Linked DNA regions of Homo sapiens: region 1 is linked to region 2. Evidence: read pairs that join two places in POLR2A ChIA-PET (ENCODE). Cell type or tissue: PC-3. All regions are shown on one strand.

Region 1 (5,000 bases), 86 kb after region 2:
TTCCCTCTCAAAAAAAAAAAAAAAAAAATCCTTTTGAAACTATGTGTTTCTCTATTTTAAAAATTTGTTGTTGTTGTTTTGTTTTGTTTTTGTTTTTGTTTTTTGAGACAAAGTCTCACTCTGTTGCCCAAACTGGAGTACAATGGTGCGACCTCGGCTCACTGCAGCCTCCACCTCCCAGGTTCAAGCAGTTATTGTGCCTCAATTTCCTGAGAAGTTGGGATTACAAGTGCCTGCCACCATGCCTGGCTAATTTTTGTATTTTTTATAGAGACTGGGTTTCACCATGTTGACTAGGCTGGTCTTGAACTCCTGACCTCAAGTGATCCACCCATCTCAGCCTCCCAAAGTGCTGGGATTACAAGAGTGAGCCACCGTTCCTGGCCTATTTTTAAAATTTTGAACTATGTTCATAATTATCACAAGGAAGAATTATGACCTCATATAGATAGTTTATGATAAAAAACATTGTCCTCTTTGTTTATGTTTTCCAGAGGAAAATCAGTATGACCTTTTTAAAAACAATGGGCTTCCACTCATGATTCAAGCCTTAACTGAATCGCAGAATGAGGAACTGAACAAAGCTGCCACATTTGTGCTTCACAACTGCAAAAAAATTAGTAAGTGTACTATTACTTTAAGAACATACCAACCAAAGTTTATAAAGGAGAATTTATTTCTGCTTTCATGAGCCAAGGCCCTATAGCTCTCAGATTCTTCTTACATTTGAAAAGCAGACTAGGCCCTGCACAGTGGCTCATGCCTGTAATCCCAGCACTTTGGGAGGCCAAGGCAGTCAGATCGCTTGAGTCCAGGAGTTCAAGACCAGCCTGGGCAACATAGAGAAACTCTGTCTCTATAAAAAAATATATATATAGAAAAAATTATCTGGGCATGGTGGCACATGCCTGCCAGCTACTTGGGAAGCTGAGGTAGAAGGATCATCTGAGCTCAGGAGTTGCTCAGGTCGAGGCTGCAGTGAGCTGTGTTTGCACCACTGGCCCTCCAGCCTGGGTCATAGAGTGAGACCCTGTCTCAAAAAAAAAAAAAAAAAGAAAATCAGAGTATAAAATTTGGACATGACAACTAGGGTATATTCAGCATATACAAACCCATGTGGAAGAGAGCAGCAGTATAGATAATTCACTATTTTATGCCGTGTGCACAAATTTAGTTTGCAGGAATTAAATTTGTGGACTAAGGGTTACTTATTGTTAAATCATAAGTACATTCATTTATTTAAAAATGTTTGGGGCCGGGCGCGGTGGCTCACGCCTGTAATCCCAGCACTTTGGGAGGCCGAGGCAGGCGGATCACGAGGTCAGGAGATTGAGACCATCCTGACTAACACAGTGAAACCCCGTCTCTACTAAAAATACAAAAAATTAGCCGGGCGTGTTGGCAGACGCCTGTAGTCCCAGCTACTCGGGAGGCTGAGGCAGGAGAATGGCGTGAACCCGGGAGGCAGAGCTTGCAGTGAGCCGAGATTGCGCCACTGCACTCCAGCCTGGGCGACGGAGCAAGACTCTGTCTCAAAAAAAAAAAAAAAAACGTTTGGGCTGGGCATGGTGGCTCACGCCTGTAATCCCAGCACTTTCGGAGGCCTAGGCGGGTGGATCACGAGGTCAGGAGTTCAAGACCAGCCTGGCGAACATGGTGAAACCCTGTCTGTACTAAAAATACAAAAAAAATTAGCCAGGCCTGGTGGCGCACGCCTGTAGCCCCAGCTACTCGGGAGGCTGAGGCAGAAGAATTACTTGAACCAGGGAGGCAGAGGTTGCAGTGAGCCAAGATCGTGCCACTGCACTGCAGCCTGGGTGACAGAGCAAGACTCTGTCTCAAAAAAAAAAAAAGTTTGAGTTTCTGTTATGTGCCAAGGCAGAGTGCTAGACATCAGGGACATCAGGGATACAGTGATGAAAAACAGTCTGTGTATTCACAGAGCTTAGTTTTAACTACAGAAATAGACAGTAACTCAAAAAATGAGATTATGTGTTATTATAAATTGACATAACAAATATATAGGGATAGACCACAGGTCTTTAAGAGCCTATAACAAAGGAATCTGGTCTAGACGTGGAGCAGAAAAGGCATTGGGAGGAAGTGATTCTTGAGCTGAGAACTGAATGTCTAGAGTTAATTAGGTGAAAAGAAAGGAATTTGTTATCAGTGAGTGTCTCAAGCATAAGCAACAGTGAGGCACAAAGGCCCTGTGATAGGAGGGAACCTGGTGCACTTAAGGAATTGATGGCCAGTGTAGCTTGAGCTCAGAGGGCAGTGTCCATGATGAGAATTTTGATCTTTGTGGAAGAAAAACTGCAGACACAGTATGTTTAAAAAAAAAGGATTATAGGAAGGAATCAATTTTTGAACATTATTTTTTTAAAAAAACTACTTTATTTTTGAGACGAAGTCTCACTCTGTCGCCAGGGCTGGAGTGCAGTGGCTCAGTCTCTGTTCACTGCAGCTTGTGCCTCCTGGGTTTGAGGGATTCTTGTGCCTTAACTTCCAGATTATCTGGGAATACAGGTGCGTGCCACAATGCCTGGCTAATTTTTTTTTTTTTTTTTTAGTAGAGGTGGAGTTTCACCATATTGGCCACGCTGGCCTTGAGCTCCTGACCTCAAGTGATCCTCCCGCCTCGGCATCCCAAAATGCAAGGATTACAAGTGTGAGCCACTGTGCCGGGCCTAAAAAACTAACTACTTTAAAACCAGTATCCATGTACCTGAGGGTGTTTATGTGTCTGGCATAACATATTTGCATGTTTTTTCTCCTGTAACTCTGAAGAGTAAAGTCTGATTTATGACTGTTTGAGTCCTGGGCCTCTGCTAGATAATCTTCCACTTACTTTTCAGTACCAATTAAGCTGTTAAGATAGTCTGGATGGAAAAATTTAGAGAAAGGAGAGGGTGGGCTGTGAAGTTGTCCTTATATATAAAGTGTTTAAATAACTTTTCATTCATTGTTTTTTCCCATACTACAAAGCTGAGAAATTATCTCTAAGTCTAGGAGAATATCCTTTTGATGAAAATGAAACACAGCAATTAAAGGACATAAGTGTGAAGGAGAATAATCTTGAAGAGCACTGGAGGAAAGCAAAGGAAATTCTACACAGAATAGAACAGCTTGAAAGAGAAGGAAATGAGGTTGGATTCTTTGTTTTAAAGAATATAGAACTTTTTTCAAATTTTTAAAATTTCTTTCTTTTTTCTCCATACTACACTGACATATAAATTTTTTGTTAATTTTTTTTGAGACAGAGTCTTGCTCTGTTGCCCAGGTTGGAGTGCAGTGGCACGATCTCGGCTCACTGCAACCTCCGCCTCCCAAGTTCAAGTGATTCTTATGCCTCAGCCTTTCAAGTAGCTGGGATTACAGATGTGCGCCACCACACCCGGCTAATTTCTTTGTATTTTTAGTAGAGACAGGGTTTCCTCATGTTGGCCAGGCTGGTCTTGAATGCCTGACCTCAAGTGATCTCCCTGCCTTAGCCTCCCGAAATGCTGGGATTACAGGCATGAGCCACCATGCCCAGCCAATATTTTTTAACAGTAGAGGTTGGAGGGTAAAAAATTTTTTCTTCCCAAGTTATTTTTTAAAGTTTTAAATAGTTTTAAATGGAAAACTCCATAGTAATACTGGAAGAATCATGCTTTGACATAAAACAACAATAAAAGATTTTTAAAAAGTAGAAATGATGACTGAAAAGACAGGAAATGTGGAATATTGAGCCAAGAGATCTAACATCTGAATAATTGGGGTTCAAGAAAGAGAAAAGTAGTAATAATCTAATAACTTCTTTCCTCTTTATATAAATATATTTTTCTATGTATGCATGCTTTGTGTTTTTGTATATGCATATGTGTTAAAAAATCAAAACATAGTGTCCAAGTTAGTATAATATAGTGATTTTATTATTTTAATTGTCTGAGTAGTATTCACTATTGCAGATGTGCCATAATTGATTTAACCAGTCCTTTATTGATGGACATGTAAGTTATATTTAAATTTTTACCATTGCAAACAACTCTAAATACCTGCTACACATGTACCCGTGTGTGTGTGTGTGTGTGTGTGTGTGTGTGTGTGTGTGTGTATTCTGTAACAGCTTTAATGAGATATAATTCACATACCGTACAGTTCACCCATTTAAAGTACAGTCAACCCTTGGTATCTATGGGGGATTGGTTCCAGGACCTCCCACAGATACCCAAATTCATGGATGCTGTGAACTTTAGGGAAAGTTTAGGCAAGTTATTTAATCTCTTTGTGCTTTAGTTTCATCATCGATAAATGGAGAAAATAATAGTACCTCTCAAATACCTAGATAGACATAGTTTTTGTTATGAAAGATACTGTCAAATTGTTTCACCACAGAAGATGTATCAACTTACACTCCCACTAGCAATGTTTAAGAGTACATGTTTCCCCACAGCGTTTTGATCTTTGTGAGTGTAATAGATGAAGAAAAATATCTCAGTGTAGCTTTAATATTTATTTATCTTAAGTGGGATGAAACATTTTTTCTTGTGTTTAAGAGCTATTAATATTTCCTTTCCTATAAACTATCTGTTCATCTTCTGTGCCTGCTTTTCCATGCTATCGTTGATCTTTTTTCATATTTCATTATAGTAGCTTTTTATAAATGTTATTTTTAAAAGTTATCCTTCAGCTTGGGCAACATGGCAAAACCCTGTGTCTACAAAAAAATACACAATTAGCCAGGTGTGGTGTTGTATGCCTGTGGTCCCAGCTACTCAGGAGGGTGAGGTGGGAGGATTGCTTCAGCCCAGGAAGTCGAGGCTGCAGTGAGCTGTGATCATGCCACTGCACTCCAGTGTGGGTAACAGAGCAAGACCCTGTCTCAAAAAATATATATATATGTATATCCTGTTGCTTAAGATATATGCTTTATACATATTATTTCTGGGTGTTTTGATTGTCATTTGGTTTTGCTTCTGGTTCTTTATTCCTGAGATCCCTGCCCAGAATAACGT
Region 2 (5,000 bases):
TTCTTTCCTTTCTTTCTTTCTTTCCTTCCTTCCTTCCTTCCTTCTTTCTTTTTTTCTTTCTCCTTCCTTCTGTCCGTCCTTCCTTCCGTCCGTCCTTCCTTCCTTCCTTCCTTCCTTGCTTCCTTCCTTCCTTCTCTTTCTCTCTCTTTCTGTCTTTCTTTCTTTCATGAGATCTTGTTCTGTCATCCAAGCTGGAATGAAATGGTGTGATCAGAGCTCAGAGCTCCTGAGCTCAAGCTATCCTCCCACCTCAGCCTCTTGAGTAGCTAAGACTAGAGGTGTGGACTGCCACCATCAGCTAATTTTAATTTTATTTATTTATTTATTTTTGGTAGGGACAGAGTCTTGCTATGTTGCCAGGCTGGTCTTGAATTCCTGGGCTTAAGTGATCCTCCCACCCTGGCCTCCCAAAGCACTGGGATTACCAGTGTGAGCCACTGAGCCTGGCCAAGTGGCAGGGGTCTTTCTGTTACATAATGCTGTGTGGATAGAGTGAAAAGTCATAAATCCTAGCTCTCCTGCCAACTCACTTTGACAGACTGTTTCCTCTTTGGGCCTCAGTTATTGTATCTATATAATAGGATTAGCTTAGATGCCCTAGGATTCCCTAGATGGCTTGTGTGATGTTGTTCTTGTTGTTTTTGTTGTTGTTTGAGACAGAGTTTTGCTCTGTTGCCCAGTCTGGAGTACAGTGACAGGATCATAGCTCACTGTAGCCTCGACCTCCCAGACTCAAGCAATCCTCCCACCTCAGCCTCCTGAGGAGCTGGGACTACAGGGACATGTCACCATGCCCAGCTAAGTTTTTGGTATTTTTTTTTTTTTTTTTTGTAGAATCATTGCTATTGCCTTGCTCTTCATTCCCCAAGCTGGTCTTGAACTCCTGGGCTCAAGGAATCTGCCTGTCTTGGCCTCCCAAAGTGCTGGGATTACAGGTGTGAGCCATGACACCCAGCTCCTAGATGGCATACTGACCCCATCATGGCTCGCTCTGGCTGAAGAAGTTATACCTCCAAACCCTGCTCCTGAACACTCAAGATCAGCAGTAGCAAGGGCCTATGCTCCAGGTCCCTGGGGGGTCTAGGTAACTGGAGAGACAGGGCTGTGTGCCCTCTGGTATCTCCTGTGTCTGGACATTCATGCTGAGAGCAGGAGCTGAGAAAGGAGGAGGAGAAAGAGATTCAAGTTCTTCCCAAAAACCTGAGGGACCCCCAGGGCTCACGTGCCCCTATGCCTTTCTCGCAATGCCAGTCTAAGAGGGCCTCTTGGTAGGAATAAAGGAACCATCTGCTCACCCTCCTATGTCCCAGAAGACAAAAGCACTTGAGTTGCAGCTGGAGGAATGTAGGTTACACTCATAGACTGCCAAACTGGAAACTGCCAGGGTCCAGGCATGATTCCATCCTGCAGGGCCGAGGAGAGGCAGCAGAAGAAGTTGATGAATTGCACTTGCCAGAATTTGCACTCAAGCCCTGGGTTAGAAGGTGGATTCAAACTAAGTGATGCCTGGTGCTCTCTAAGCCTCAGGAAGAGTCCTCTTCCTCCAGCCCAGGAGGTCCTCAGCCCCTGCTTTAGACCTCAATGACCCCCATGGCCTGTGGATGTAAGGGTAAAGCTCTACCTGGCATTTGAAATCTCTGCAGCCTGGGAGCCCCTGTCTCCTCAGCCCCACTTCTTCTTTTTGTTGATACAGGCTGGGCAAGAGCCAGGCCTTCTTTTTCTGTCTGGTAAATGCTCTCTGCAGCTGAGGCTTCTGCCCCTCTCCTGGAATGCCAGCTTCTTTATTCTGGGCCCCTCCTCCAGGAAACCCTCCCAGACTAATCAAATCTCAACCAAGCCAGGACTACCACCTCCCCTGACTCCCAACACTCCTCTGCAGTCAGTTCCTTGCTGAGGGTCTTGGCCTTTCTCTCAGTGGAACAGGAAAGGCCCTTCAGGGTGGCCTGGGGCAGAGCCAGCCACACTGGAGTGAAGTGGGGTTAGAGAGGTTTCCTGGGGGAGGAAGGCCCTAGCAGAGGGAGCCAATTTGGCATCAAATGTTCTGAGGCTGCTCTCGTGGAGGACAGAGGCCGGGAGCAGATCTGACTCATTCCTGCCACTTTGCCTGGCTGCACGCCCAGCCAGAGGGCTTTCTCAGACACCTGTCCAGCAGAGTGACATCCATTTAGGACTGTACTGTCTAATATGGTAGCCAATGGCCACATATGGCTTTTTTTCCTTTTTCTTATTTTTTAAAATTAGCAATGGGGTCTCACTGTGTTGCCCAGGCTGGAGTGCAGTGATTATGCACAGATGTGATCATCATGCAATACACCCTTGAAGTCCTGGCCTCAAGCAATCCTCTTGCCTCAGCCTCCTGAATAGCTGGGACTAGAGGCACATGCCACCATACTGGGCCACATATGACTTTTTTCTTTTTTTCTTTTTTTTTTTTAAGATGTGCAGTCTGGGTGCAATGGCTCGTGCCTGCAGTCCCAGCACTTTGGGAGGCTGAGGCAGGTGGCTCACCTGAGGTCAGGAGTTCAAGACCAGCCTGGCCAATATGGTGAAACCACGTGTCTACTAAAAATATAAAAAATTAACCGGGTGTGGTGGCGGGCATCTGTAATCCCAGCTACTCGGGAGGCTGAGGCAGGAGAATTGCTTAAACCCGGGAGGCTGAGGTTGCAGTGAGCCAAGATAGCACCATTGCACTCCAGCCTGGGCAACAAGAGCGAAACTCTGTCCCAAAAAAAAAAAAAAAAAGATGTCCAACTATATACTGACAAATAAGGCTTTGAGCATATGAAATGGGGCTGCCCTACGCTGAGATGTACTGTGAGCGTAAAGCACACACTAGATTTCAAAGACTTAGCACAAAAAATGTAAAATATTTCATTAGTTTTTTTCTATTAATATTAGTGACAGATTAAAATGCATATATTTTGGATATAATTGGGTTAAATTAAGTACATTATTTAAATGACTTGTTTCTTTTTACATTTTTCTTTTCTTTTTTTTTTTTTTGAGACTGAGTCTTGCTCTGTTGCCCAGGCTGGAGTGCAGTGGCGCGATCTTGGCTCACTGCAACCTCTGCCTCCTGGGTTCAAGCGATTCTCCTGTCTCAGCCTCCCAAGTACCTGGGATTACAGGTGCACACCACCACGCCCAGCTAATTTTTGTATTTTTAGTAGAGATGGGGTTTCACCATGTTGGCCAGAGTGGTCTCGAACTTCTGACCTCAGGTGATCCGCCCGCCTCGGCTTCCCAAAGTGCTGGGATTACAGGTATGAGCCACGGTGCTCAGCTACATTTTTGTTTTTGAGACAGGGTCTTGCTATGTTGCCCAGGATGGTCTTGAACTCCGAGGCTCAAGTGATTCTCCTGCCTCAGCCTCCCAAAGTGCTAGGATTACAGACATGAGCCACTGCACCCGGCCTTATGTCTCTTTCTATATATTTTATATCAGTATTAGAAAATTTTAAATTACAAAAATGGCTCACACGTCATTTCCATTTTACAGAAGAGGAAATAAGCTTCAGAGGGTTTGAGTGACAGATGGTGCAAAACCCAGGTATGACCCGGGTAAGTGGGCCCTTGGATTTGTGAGCAGATAAGACTTCAAAAGAGATACATTCCCCAGGCCTTGCTTCTGGCTAGAGGATAAATGCCAGAACATTTCGTGATCAAAGAGTCACATCTCCTCCTCCCCCCGAGTCTTGACCAACCAGCAGTACATTTGGCCTTTGAGGGTGGCCTCAGAGTTGATGTTGTGACCCATGGATGCGAGAGGATCCCCAAGATGCTCAGGCTGTTGTCTGACCTCTCTCCCCAACCCCAGGCCAGCTCCAACTGCATCCGAAAGCCTTCTGCCCTGCTCCAACCCCTCTTAGCTTTGACATCAGCTGTGGCTCCCTCCCAGGCATCAACTATCAGGTTATCTTGCAACCTCCACCTCAGACCTATTTCTGTTCCTGTCTCCAGCTGTTGCTCAGTCCACAGATCACTCTCCCCACAGATGAGCACGCCAGTGGGTATGTGTCCAGCGCTAGCCATGAGGGGACACTCCCAAGCCTTTGCAACAGCAGCAGCTATAGGGTGACCATGGGATTGGAAGACAGCCCTCTGCAGAAGGAGCTTCAGGGGGATCAGATCTTCACAACCATCCCACCTCCTGAGGCCCGCCCCATAGAAGGGACTTGCTCTGGGGCCCACAGCCTGCACTGGAGGGAAGACTGTGACCCTTGCCTGGGCACAGACTCCGCAGGCTGTGGCTGCTGGCAGGCCCACAGCCCTGCCTGGATCAATCCAAGGGCCACCACTGGCTGCCCAGGGAGGGCCCCTCTGGGGTCCTGGGAGCAAGTAGAGCTCATCTTGTCTTGGGTGTCCCAAATGTCCCCAGCATCACTTCCAGGGGAAAATCTTGTCCTGAATGAGGACTTAGGACCCAGTCCTGGGTCCCTTGAGGCCAGGTGTGCTGGGATCCAGCTGGGACATCCCATTTGGATATAATAGGGTCAAATCTGGGGCTGTAATTATAACATAAGGAGGCCACTTTCAGCTTTAAAATAGTTTTAAATTTAAAAAGTGAATAAGGGAAAGGACTTAGGGAGTGAGGATTCTTGGCAGTCTCGGGGTAATTATTATAAAACCAGCTCCCATTTTCCAAGTCCTCTGCAGCGCCGGGCCTGTGATGCCACCATCCCTGGGAGGGGCTGGACAGGGTCCCTGGCACAGTTAGCAGCATTGGGGCTATTATGCCACCTCCAGATGGCCACCACCATACCCATCCCACCCTCCTTTGAGCCCAGTTGCTCTAGTATAGAGTAGAAGAGTTACTGGACAGATCCTGGTTCAAATCCTGCTCTGTGACCTGCCTACCTAACCTCCCTGAGCCTCATCATCCTCATCTGTAAAATGGGGTAACAGCAGTTCTTGGATCGCAGGGAGAGCTGGACGTCTGCCTCAGGCCCTTTACCTGCTTTAACAGGAACATTACTGGCGTTGCTTCCCTGTTACCA

What was found. Peaks named below come from ENCODE experiments on the same cell type or tissue, not always from the same donor. Only the 100,000 strongest peaks of a DNase experiment are listed, where the experiment ranks them.
Region 1: POLR2A ChIA-PET joins it to region 2 with 9 read pairs; 5 of 35 experiments call an interaction of 5 or more read pairs at or near these places.

The regions. Positions count from the first base shown.
Region 1 is chr16:66,770,738-66,775,737 of GRCh38, reverse strand. TERB1 (telomere repeat binding bouquet formation protein 1) reads left to right here. Exons shown (of 19, transcript NM_001136505.2): 12 at 495-620; 13 at 2,989-3,149. Among named protein-coding and RNA genes, the nearest start is that of DYNC1LI2-DT, 21 kb to the right of the region's middle. RefSeq lists a silencer at 2,106-2,306. In PC-3, no CTCF peak of the experiment used is centred here; no DNase peak of the experiment used is centred here.
Region 2 is chr16:66,856,241-66,861,240 of GRCh38, reverse strand. LOC124903699 (a long non-coding RNA gene) reads left to right here. Exons shown (of 4, transcript XR_007065088.1): 2 at 3,503-3,553. Among named protein-coding and RNA genes, the nearest start is that of CA7, 14 kb to the right of the region's middle. RefSeq lists a silencer at 1,929-2,129. In PC-3, no CTCF peak of the experiment used is centred here; a DNase peak (open chromatin) is centred at 2,090.